Regions from separate parts of the Homo sapiens genome. Here region 1 is linked to region 2. Evidence: chromatin contacts called from ENCODE Hi-C or POLR2A ChIA-PET data. All regions are on one chromosome and are shown on one strand. The core of a region is the stretch at or near the end of the contact, and the rest is flanking DNA. Distances in the headings are between cores, read along the strand shown.

Region 1 (4,661 bases), core at 334-2,833, 230 kb after region 2:
CAGGGTCCCTGTTAATAAGTGGGAGGACTGAACTTGGCCATGGACAGTCTAACTCCAAGTTCATGGTGCTTTCCTCTCTCCACTACTGCTGCCTTCACTCCCTAGTTCGAGCCTCATCATTTTTCTCCTAAACTACTTCAGCAGGCTCTTACAAAAGCTGTCAGAAAGGCCTCCTAACTCCTTTCTTAGTCATTGATGGACCTCAGCTCCATCTTCTGGAACCTTCTGTGGCTGCCCATCATCATGGGATGATGCAAACCCCTTAACATGGCATCCAGGGTCCTTTATAAGCTGACTTGTCGCACCTCCCCGACCCATCTTCCTCCACTCACTCTGCTGTCCACGCTCCAGCGAGAGAAATGCCCGCAGCTCCCTCATGGCGCCGGGACTCCTGCTCCAGAGCCCCACACCCAGGCCTTCTGCCAGCAGTGTTCTTCCTCCTTCAGGCTCACAGGCAAGGTGGGACTCGGATTTCTCACTCAGCAGCGGTGGTCCTGCCTCCTCTTCTGTGCTCCCACTGCACGCTCTACGTAGCTCAGGACAGGTTGTTTTTAGTGAGTCCTACCTGAGTCTCTGGCTGAAAAGAGTTCTGTCGGGGCAGGGACCTTACCTGCTCCAAGGCCAGAGAGGACCTGCTAAACGGGGCCAAACAGAATCACAGATGAGCGGGAGAGAGCCAGGCATGGGGTCAGAAAGACTAAGTTTACGTTCCGGTTCACTTACTCTGCCTGTGCTGGGTACTCCTCCGAGCGTCCTTTTTCTCACCAGTAGACCTGTGATATCCTCTGCAGCTGCTTTCTGTGACCTGCTTACTCTGTGGCAGGCCCCTGATATGCTTTGTCCCAACCAATTCTCACAGTGCTTCTGAGTTACACACCGGTGTCCTGCTTCACAGTTGAGAAGGTGAGAGGCACAGAGAGGTCAAATAGTTTACCTGAGATCACACAGCCAACAAGTGGCAGGGCCAGAGCTTGCAATTGGGTCTGACCACACAGCCTGAGCTTCTAACTACCGTGGTCTGCTGAGAACGGGAGGGGATGAGACAGATCAAAAGTCCTTTACTATCCCCAGCTCTTGTTTTGGGATCTTGGGTGACTCGTATTTAATCACGTGTGGTAGGCAGCAGGTGGCAGTGGAAATTACAAGATGACTCCTGAGTGGTCTCAGCCCCAGCAGGGGCTTTTATCTGTGGCGTGAGCGTGGGAAGTCATTTTCTGACAATGGCTGGACTGAAACATCCGAAACACAGGCCTTGTGCCAGTGCTGAAAAGGGTACTTTCCAGAACCGACAGACCTTAGCCCGTGTCTTGGCTCCCAGTGGAGGGACTCTGGGCCCGGTCACTGCTGTCGCCCTGGAACCACAACTTTTCCCCTCTGTGCGTTGGAATCTTGGTGCTGATCAGGGAGCTGTGCCGCACACTCTGTAAAGCGTGGTGGGGCGCCAAGACCTCTGCCTCTACAGGTCACAGGCGTGGCTCTGGGTCCAAACCTTGGCCCTGCTGTGGATCCCCGTGTGACCTTTGACAAGGCACACTTTCTCTCCTACATAAACTGGGAATTGAAACCACTCAGAGGGTAACTTGAGGATTAAAGAGCAGACGTCATGTAGCATCTGGCACATGGGGGAACGCAATGGAAGTCCTCTTTCTTCTGGGCCACCTCAGCTCAGGCGTCGTCACAAGGCTTTGTGGCTCCTTTCTTACGGTATCCCCACTTTGCTTTTTTCCCCTTCAGCAAGAGAATTAAAGGACATTGACCAAATTCCTAAGTGGAAAATCCCAGGAACACCCTGTCTCCAACCCCCAACCCTATCCTCATTTTCTACCCTGATCCCTTTCTCCCTTGCCAGAGAATATTTCACATGCATGTAGCAAAAACACCAGGGGTCTTGAGAGGTCATAGCCTGAAAAGGAAGTAGAGAGAGAAGCAGAGGAAGTGACACTTAACGTGAATGACCGTTTTTCATGGACTCTGCTTCCCCATTTCTTGAGACCCTGATGATTTCTGCTTTTTCTCCCAAAGTCTTCTCAAGTCTTAGGATTGCAGCAACACGCTCGGCTGCCCAAACCCAAGGCGAAGACCTTGCCAGAGTTCATCAAGGATGGCTCCAGTACGTACAGCAAGATTCCTGCCCACAGGAAGGGCCACAGGCCCGCTAAGCCCCAAAGGCAGGATCTAGGTGAGTCCCTGTGGGCGCTGCTCACCCTTGTCCTTGTGTCTCCCCTCCCTACCTTGCTGCTTCCTTTGCCTCTGGTGGCCCTGTCCAGGGACAGACCCTTCTATGGTCCCAGTTTGATGGACAGGCCTCTATGGGGTGGGCTCAGGTAGAAAGGTTCCTACTGTCTTTCCCATGGGCTCTAGGGCTTTGGCAAGGAAAATGAGTTCAGTCCCCAACATACTACCCTCCCTGCAGCATACAGGAAAATGAAAGGGTTGCAAAGTGTTGAGACAGAACAAATCGTGGTTTCTAGGCTAGCAAAGACCGTAGGGCATCCAGGCCACCTCTTTCCCTGCACAGATGAGGAAACTGCCCTACAGAAGGGAAGGAACTTGCCTAACGCTAAAGATCCTCATTGACTCGGACTCTTTTGCAGATGATGATGAACATGATTATGAAGAAATACTTGAGCAATTTCAGAAAACCATCTAAGTGCTGGAGGAACCACGCTTCCTAACTGCTGCTTCTCAGGGAATCCGACACCAGCCAACCATTTTAAGCCTCTAAAAGACCTCGGGCAAGTCTCACAGAAACTGAGCTGCAGACGGGGAGTAGCTTTGTGGAAACTGATTTGATGGACACTGCACCAGCTTCCTTCAGGTTCTAGATTCTTGCTACTTAGGGCGGGCTGGTTTGGACCTAACATCTCGCACGTGACTCCCTCAGCCTCAGAGCCTTGGGATGCAGAGCAGCTGGCAGGGTTCCTCTCAATCCTGCAACCCCAGCTGTCCCACCGGTGGATGCAGAGGGGAATCCGAGGCCATCAACCTTGGTGACAGCAGCGCAGTGCCAATGCTGATCACACTGCATGGGAGATTTTGTTAACGTCTGCCACCCCCACTCTCACCCCCAAGCTCTAAGCCCCCGGGAGGCCTGGACTGTCTTCCTCATCTCTGTAGCACCAAGCCTGATAGATCTGTATATGGTAAACAGGGGTTTAACCACATGTGGTTAACATGGATTAATGTGGGAACTTGGCTTCAAGAACACAACCTTAGGACCTTGGGCCCCAAAAGCTGGTGGTGAAATGAGGAGGAGCCAATTTAAGAAGACCCTTATGGAGACCTGAGGCTGCAGAAACTGGTAGGTTTCATCAGGTGGTTAAAGTCGTCAAAGTTGTAAGTGACTAACCAAGATTATTTCATTTTAAAACCATAGAATAAAAATGACACCTGAGCTTCTCTATGAATGAGAACGGTATCATTTATTAAATTCTGACTGCGTGCCAGGCACTTACAAACCATATCCAAATCCTCAACTTTCCAGAATGCCTGATTTTAAAGATTAGGGAACAGGCTGCATGGTCAAGTACCTTAGGACGCTGACAAGTTGCAGTTAAGGGTGAGGACCTGGAAAGTATGAGACTGGGTTAGGATCCCAGCTTGCTACCTACCAGCCAGGGCTATGAGCAAGTTATTTTAACCTAAGTTTCAGTTTTTTGACATGTCAGATGAAACTATAGTTACTACCCCAGAAGACTGACTGTTTTAAGGATCAAATGAGATAATCTTTGTAAACCATTTAGTACAGTGCCTAGCACATAGTAAACATTCAACAAACATGCATCATTATTGAGCAAGATCGTGTAGCTGTTCTGTCTCCAAAGCCTATACTCTTTCCACCCCTCCACAATGTTTCCTAGTCACGGAATACATCCCAGTGTTAAAAATATACCATATCCCTAGACTGTGGAGATAGAGTATACTGACTGGTTGGTGGGCCTCCCTGTCTTTAGTGGAGATAATACAAGCCTTTGTCCGTGCAGAGACTAACCCAGTTTTCAGAGGCAGTCAAGGCCCGTTCAGTGAGACAAGACCACAGGCCACATTTCCTCTAAGTAGTGGGACTTTGGTTTATGGACTGATGCGGTCACAGACAGCAAAGGCAGGAAACAGACAAAGAGATGAACTGAGACTCCAGCTGAGATGGGAGCCTAAAGAGGGTGAGATGCCCACTTCCTGGTTTCTAGGCATCGCCCCTGGGTGTGTCCTTCCTTTGCTTAACATCTCCCTGGGCTGCCTGGACTCGCTGCACTTTTTAGCCTCCAGGCCTCCATACTCCAGCATGGAGTTCTCCAGGTGACTACTGAGTGGCTCCTACAGGCTGCTGGGCCAGTCACCAGGATCTGACATCCCATCCTCATCTGCCCACCAGCTCCCATGCCCTTCTCCAGAGAAGTCAACCTGCGCTGCAAAGGAGGACCCTGAGGAAGAGAGTACCATAGGGAGAAGCAACAGGCAAGAAAGTCAGACAGAAAGTTCCTCCTTGGCACAGAATCCGGAGGGGCTAGGGTGATGCACAAAATGCCAATAGTTTTCATTTCCACATTTGCATTTACTCTTGGCACAAAATTGAGCAAGATGAGTAACAAAGCCACAAAAGCAGGGGTAAAAGAGGGCTACCAGTTCCTATAAAATGGGCTGAGTAGGCCAGGTGCAGTGGC
Region 2 (6,368 bases), core at 1,170-3,669:
CTGGGCCTCAGCTCCAGGGAATCTCTTCGGCAATGGTTGGGGGTGGGCAGGAATTAGAGGTCTTCTAATTGCAAACGGAGTGGGCTGCTTCAAGAGTAGTGAGCTCCCTGCCTCTGGAGGTATGTAAGCAGGGACTGGACAAGCACTGGGTAGAGATTCACTCACTCATTAATTCAATAAACTCCTACTGAGATTCCATTTTGGGCCAGGGCCTGTGGCCATCATTGTCATTAGGAGATATAGTGACAAGGCATCTTTACTCTCCTGTAACTTACATCTTTTTTTTTTTTTTTTTTTTTTTTTGAGACGGAGTTTCCCTCTTGTTGCCCAGGCTGAAGTGCAATGGCGCGATCTCGGCTCACTGCAACCTCCGTCTCCCAGGTTCAAATGATTCTCCTGCCTCAGCCTCCCAAGTAGCTGGGATTACAGGCGCCCACCACCACGACTGGCTAAGTTTTGTATTTTTTTAGTAAAGATGGGGTTTTGCCATGTTGGCCAGGCTGGTCTTGAACTCCTGACCTCAGGTGATCCACCCGCCTCGGCCTCCCAAAGTGTTGGGATTACAGGTGTGAGCCACCACACTCGGTCTCCTCTCCGCCCCCTCCCCTTCCCTCCCTTCTCTTCTCTTCTCTTTTTTTTTTTAGACAGGGTCTTGCTCTGTTGCCCAGGCTGGAGTGCAATGGCTTGATCTTAAGCTTAACTGCAGCCTCAACCTCCTATGCAGAAGTGATGCTCATGCCTCAGCCTCCCGATTAGCTGGAACTACAGGTACATGCCAGGTATGCTCAGCTAATTTTAAAAAATTTTTAGTAGAGGCCAGGCATGGTGGCTCATGCCTGTAGTCCCAGCACTTCAGGAGGCTGAGGCGGGTGGATCACCTGAGGTCAGGAGTTCGAGACCAGCCTGACCAACATGGAGAAACCCCATCTCTACTAAAAAAAATACAAAATTAGCCAGGCATGGTGGTGCATGCCTGTAATCCCAGCTACTTGGGAGGCTGAGGCAGAAGAATTGCTTGAACCCGGGAGGTGGAGGTTGCAGTGAGATGAGACCACGCCATTGCACTCCAGCCTGGGCAACAAGAGTGAAACTCCATCTCAAAAAAAAAAAATTTTTTTTTAGTAGAAATGGGGTCTTGCTATGTTGCTCGGGGTGGTCTTGAACTCCTAGCCTCAAGCAATCATCTCACCTTGGCCTCCCAAAGTGCTGGGATTACAGGTGTGAGCCACCACCACTGCCAACCGATAACTTACATTCTAATGGGGAGACATTAAATACTGCCAAGACAGTATGTGTTCTATATTGCAGAGGCTGGTCATGAACTCCAGCCTCCAACCCATAGAGAAACTGACTTCTAAACTGATTTTTTTTTTTTTTTTTTTTTTTTTTTTTTTTTGAGACGGAGTCTCGCTCTGTCGCCCAGGCTGGAGTGCAGTAGTGCAATCTCGGCTCACTGCAACCTCTGCCTCCTGGGTTCCAGCGATTCTCCTGCCTCAGCCTCCTGAGTAGCTGGGACTACAGGTGCATGCCACCATGCTCGGCTAATTTTTGCTATTTTTAGTACAGATGGGGTTTTGCCATGTTGGCCAGGCTGGTCTTGAACTCCTGACCTCAGGTGATCCGCCCACTTTGGCTTCCCAAAATGCTGGGATTACAGGCATGAGCCACCACACCTGGCCCTAAACTGAGATTTTTTTTTTTTGAAGGATAAATACAAGTTAAATAGGGAAGGGAAGAGTGTTTAGGTCTGAGAGAAAAACAGGTGCAAAGGCTCAGAGGCGAGAGAGACATGTATTTTCAAGCAGCTGAAAGTTCAACGTGGGCAGAGGGAAGGAGGCAAGGAGGGGAGTGGCTGCGCTGAGTGAGGTCAGCAGTCACTCACCAGTCCTCAGCTGAACTGAGACCCACCTTAGGGGTCAGGATCCATCCTCTTCCATGATGATCAGGGATGAGGAGTTAGCCAGGTAAAAGGTGTGAGGGGATGGCTCAGGGAAGAAGTGATCCCAGCAGAGGTTTGTGTCACTGGGAGAGAGGAAAGACAGCTGAAAGTTGAGTCTGGCTATAGCCTGCCTGGGGGCTTGGCTGAGAAGAGAGACCTTGGTATTGTGGCCTGTGGGTCTTGCCAAGTGGCCTGAGGGCCATACGGAGCCTCTGAATGGTTTTGTGCAGGGGAGTGACTCAACCTTGGTAGGAACATGCAGGAAGGTTGTCCTGGGATGCCCTTTAAGGTCTCAGCAGACTGAAACCTCAAAGAGCCTCTGGGGAGCCCAGCCATCTTAGGCACAACCTCATTCGAGCCATCAGGGAGGATGAGAAAACTCACTTGTCAGAGGAACCTTAGAGAAGTCAAGAGACAAGGCTGGAGGGCCCTGAGCTGGGGGGTGGGGAGCATGGGGAAAGAAGAGGGTGAGGGCTCAGAAAGGCAAGAGCCCCGACACCAGGAGGCGGTGCCTGCTCTTAGCTTGCCACGGACTCCATGATTCAAGAAGGCCTGGCCCCCAGGACCCTGGGACTAGAAAGGCAATTGACTCATCCTAGGATGGGGGAAGCCTGGCCCCGGAGGTTAAGTGAAATTGCTCTAAGACACAGAGCACATCAGCGGCAGGATCAGGAAGAAACTAGTAACCCTGGAGCACCTAGCACCAGCACCCCTAGTGCAGGGTACTTCATACCTCGCATCATCTAACGCAGGTGTCGCTTCATTTTACAGATAAGCGGACTAACGTCCACAAGTCATGGACTCCTGTTCTGGGTCACACAGAGTTAGGGCTAAGAAACCAGGTCTGCAGGCGCCTAGTTTCCCGCAGTTCTTCTGGGTCTGAGTTTGGGGTGGTGGGGAAGAGGCGAGCGTGTCAAGGAGGGTGAGAGGGAGGGTGGGGCTGTGTTTCTGGGACTTTCCTCGCTGAGGTCAGAGGCACCGAAATAGACGCGCTGCAGCGAGCGCCCGGAGGCCCGGTCACACCCTGTGCCCGGCCCGCCGCGGGGAGCGGTCCAGCCGCAGCGCACGAGCCCTCCGCCGTCCCACTGCCCCCCGGAACCGCGCGAGCCTCGCAAACCGCTCGGCGCCCAGTCTCCACCTCGCCGGCTTCATGAACGTGCCCCGGGAGACCCCGACGCCCTGAAGCCGGCGCGGCCGCCCCACCGCCCCACCGCCCCACCGCCCCACCGCCGTCTGCGCGAACGCCGGGCCTCCCCCTCCGCCCATCGCTGCCACCATCTCTACTCCGACGGCTGCGGCGGTGGGTGTGGCCACCGCGCTTGCCAATCAGGAAGTGAGGGCCGGCTCCGGACGCGCCCCGCTGTTACGTCACTCCGACGGCCCCGGATGCCCCGCCCAGTGGCCTTGCCTGGGAAAGGCGACTGGGGCACCGGTGGGTGCGGACCCTCAAAGGGTGAAAATAATTCCCGTGTGAATTGCGCGCATTATAACTGCTCTAAGAAATGCAGCCAGGGCATTTTAAAATGTATTTTTTCAATCACTCCTCTTCCAGCCATTTATCCGTCCGTCTGTATGTATGTCTATCCAGTCAGCCAAAGTAATTGGGTGCCTCCTGAGTGCCAGGCGCTGTGCTGGGTTCTAGCTATAAAGAGAGATGAACCCTCTGCTTGTCCTCAGGGAGCTCATAATCTAGGGCGGAAGCCTGATGGTAACAAATGCTCATGCCATCGTTTTCATTGCAGTCATGATTCATTCTGGGACGGTGAGATACAGGCTGCTGCAATAACCAGGTGTCTAACTTGGATTGGGGCTCAGGTCCCTGTAGAAGTTACATCGAGCCGACTCCTGAAGCAACAAGTGTTCCAGGCAGAGGGAAGAGCTTGTGCAAAGGCAATGAGGCTAGCAGGCTGGAAAATAAGGGAAAGGAAACTGAGTGAGATGAGGCTCTGGAGGTTTACGGGAGCGAATTATTTAAGACCTTGGAGGCCATAGTAAGGAAATAGAATTTTCTTCTAAGTGCTGTGGGCAGTCACTGGGTACTTAGTGTTTTAAAATCTCCCTACCTCTGTGTGGAGAATAGACAGGAGTGGATACGGGAGTAAGAGTGGACACAGGGACACCTAGGAGGTGCCCTCCAGCATGGAAGGTAGTAAGCTAGATGAGAGGGAGGCTACTGTGGGTGGGACATGAACAGATTCAATAAATAATTAGAAGATACAATCCTCAGGCAGGTGGGTTGATGGATTGAATATGGGGGTGGGTGAGGCAGAGGGAGTTAAGATTAAGTCATTCATTCATTGGACAATTATTTATTGAGCCCCTCTAGATGCCAGGCACTGTTCTACAGAGGCAGACTCTCTGGGTTCAAATCCTTGTCCTGTCACTTGCTAGCTGCTTGCCTTAGGGAAATTATTTAACCTCTCTGTACCTTGATCTCTTCATCTGTAAAATGCGGATCCTAAGAACACCCGAGAGAATTATTGTAAGGATGAAAAGAGTTAATATATGTAAAACTTTGGACCTGGGTGTTTGGAGCTGGGCTCTGAGGCTGAGGACTGGGACTTGGGTACTTGGGGTTGGGTACCCGGGCCTACTTCTTGGAGTCACCAAGACTCTATGTCTTTACTGGCTTTATACAGAAAATTAAAAGAGTGACATGGAGAGCAAGCTGTTCCCACACCGTGAGTGAGACACAGGTATCCATACAATTTTAAGCTCTCAGATGATTCCAAGGGGCAGACAAGTTGGCAATTACTATGGTAGAGAGAAACAAGGAGGCAATTTTAAAGTAGGTGGTCAGGGAGGGCTTCTCTGAGGAGGTGACATTTGAGTGAAGACCAAAGAGTGCAGAAGGAGCCATCACTGAAAAGTTAGGGGGAAAAGCCTTTGGGAAGGTGTCTGGCCTAGGCACCGGCATGCCTGGAGGTGTCTTTGGCCCAAGTGTGAAAGACTGAAGGAGAAATGGGCTTAGTTTGGTGGGTTCCAAGGATAGTGATCATGGCTGAGTGAAGACCCCTACCCCTTCTGCAGATCAGAACCTGGAGCAGTTAAACCACGCTGTGCCCTGGTAGCTGTGGGTGCTGGGAGGCAAGCTCTACTGGTTCATCAAGAATTTGTGGTCAGGCTGAGGCAGGCAGATCACCTAAAGTCAGGAGTTCAAGACCAGCCTGGCCAACATGGCGAAACCCCGTAGCTACTAAACATACAAATATTAGCCGGGCATGGTGGCACGCACCAGTAATCCCAGCTACTCGGGAGGCTGAGGCAGGAGACTCGCTTGAACCCGGGAGGTGGAGGTTGCAGTGAGCCGAGATCGCACCATTGCACCATTGCCCTCCAGCCTGGGTGACAGAGCGAAACTCCATCTAAAAAAAAAAAAAAAAAAAAAAAACTAGCTGGATGTGGTGGTCCATGCCTGTGGTCCCAATTGGGAGGCTAAGGTGGGAGGATCACTTGAGCCCAGGAGGTCAAGGCTGCAGTGAGCCGTGATTGTGCTACTGCACTCCAGCCTGGGCGACAGAGCAAGACCCTGTCTCAAAAAAAAAAAAAAATCTCTCCTGTGGGCCCATGCCATTTGTTCACACAGATAATGAACCAGTGGGCCTCTGCCAGCTTCTGACTTGGCACTGGACGTTTCTCTGGGAACTGGTGCTTGGAGCGGGGAAATGGGGGCTGGATTTCTGGGACTGGGTTCTGAGGCTGGGGACTGGGACTTGGATACTGGGGGGTAGGTGCTTGGACTTGCTTTTTGGAATAACCAAGGCTCCATTTCTTTACTGGCCTCTACAGATGAGCCTGTTCCCTAACCTGACTATCCTTTCTGTGGCTTCACGGCACAGAACTTCACAAGTGTGACCTTACCTTGTCTCAGCTGTCTGTTCCATGGAGACCCAGAAAGAGGGAAAGAGAAGGCTGCTCTGGACCTGTTCATGGGGCCTTCCTGGGACCCCTTTTCCGCCCGCTAAGCCAGGAAGCCTATGCTCCCTCATCTTCCACCCCTCCCCCAGCCATCTGCTTAAAGGAAGTGGCTCCTCTGTTCTTCACAGGAAGCCACAGGCCTCCCCTGCCTCGGCAGCCTCCAGCTACTGTTGCCCCAGACCCTCGGCTGGCCCAGACCCCCCTTTCCAGGCAGAATCTAGTGATGCCCAGTTCCCAGCATCCCCCTCTGCTGCCCAGCCAAGAAGTGCGTGTGGTGTGCTCCTCTCGTTAACTTTCATCCTTGTGACTTGGGTCTGGGAGCGCAGGCAGTGAGCCTGGAGGTGAGACCTGACTACAGGAGTTTGGAGATCCCCAAGTTGTAGGACTGAGGACTTGAAGGGAAGAGGAGGTGGGCCCTGGAGGGATTCTCTGATGGACCACTCTTGTGAGCTTCAGTAGCTCCTGCTGCTGAGCAGGGGCGAGGTCTATTCATTTCCGTCTCTATTTAACC

The links. A loop is a pair of places that touch in the nucleus more often than their neighbours do. ChIA-PET counts read pairs that join two places held with the same protein, here RNA polymerase II (POLR2A). Pooled maps may share reads with other maps.
Region 1: a loop to region 2 is called in a pooled map, with 3 times the contacts of the local background. The contact joins two enhancer-like sites. A Hi-C loop is called at or near these places in 3 of 50 pooled maps. POLR2A ChIA-PET finds 5 or more read pairs at or near these places in 3 of 52 experiments (GM10248, activated CD4-positive, alpha-beta T cell and activated T-cell).

The regions. Positions count from the first base shown.
Region 1 is chr1:27,883,273-27,887,933 of GRCh38, forward strand. THEMIS2 (thymocyte selection associated family member 2) reads left to right here. Exons shown (of 6, transcript NM_001105556.3): 5 at 2,023-2,179; 6 at 2,595-3,403. The coding sequence ends at 2,650. Among named protein-coding and RNA genes, the nearest start is that of THEMIS2, 13 kb to the left of the region's middle. RefSeq lists enhancers at 323-372, 1,573-1,622. Within about 2 kb of position 1,584, at least 16 of the 41 ENCODE cell types and tissues checked have a DNase peak (open chromatin) inside an H3K27ac peak, as active enhancers do.
Region 2 is chr1:27,656,877-27,663,244 of GRCh38, forward strand. LINC02574 (long intergenic non-protein coding RNA 2574) reads right to left here and starts at 5,846. Exons shown (of 2, transcript NR_151722.1): 1 at 5,801-5,846; 2 at 3,452-3,846. RefSeq lists enhancers at 2,360-2,860, 5,462-5,977, 5,699-5,908, 5,978-6,368 and a silencer at 2,970-3,209. Within about 2 kb of position 2,420, at least 31 of the 41 ENCODE cell types and tissues checked have a DNase peak (open chromatin) inside an H3K27ac peak, as active enhancers do.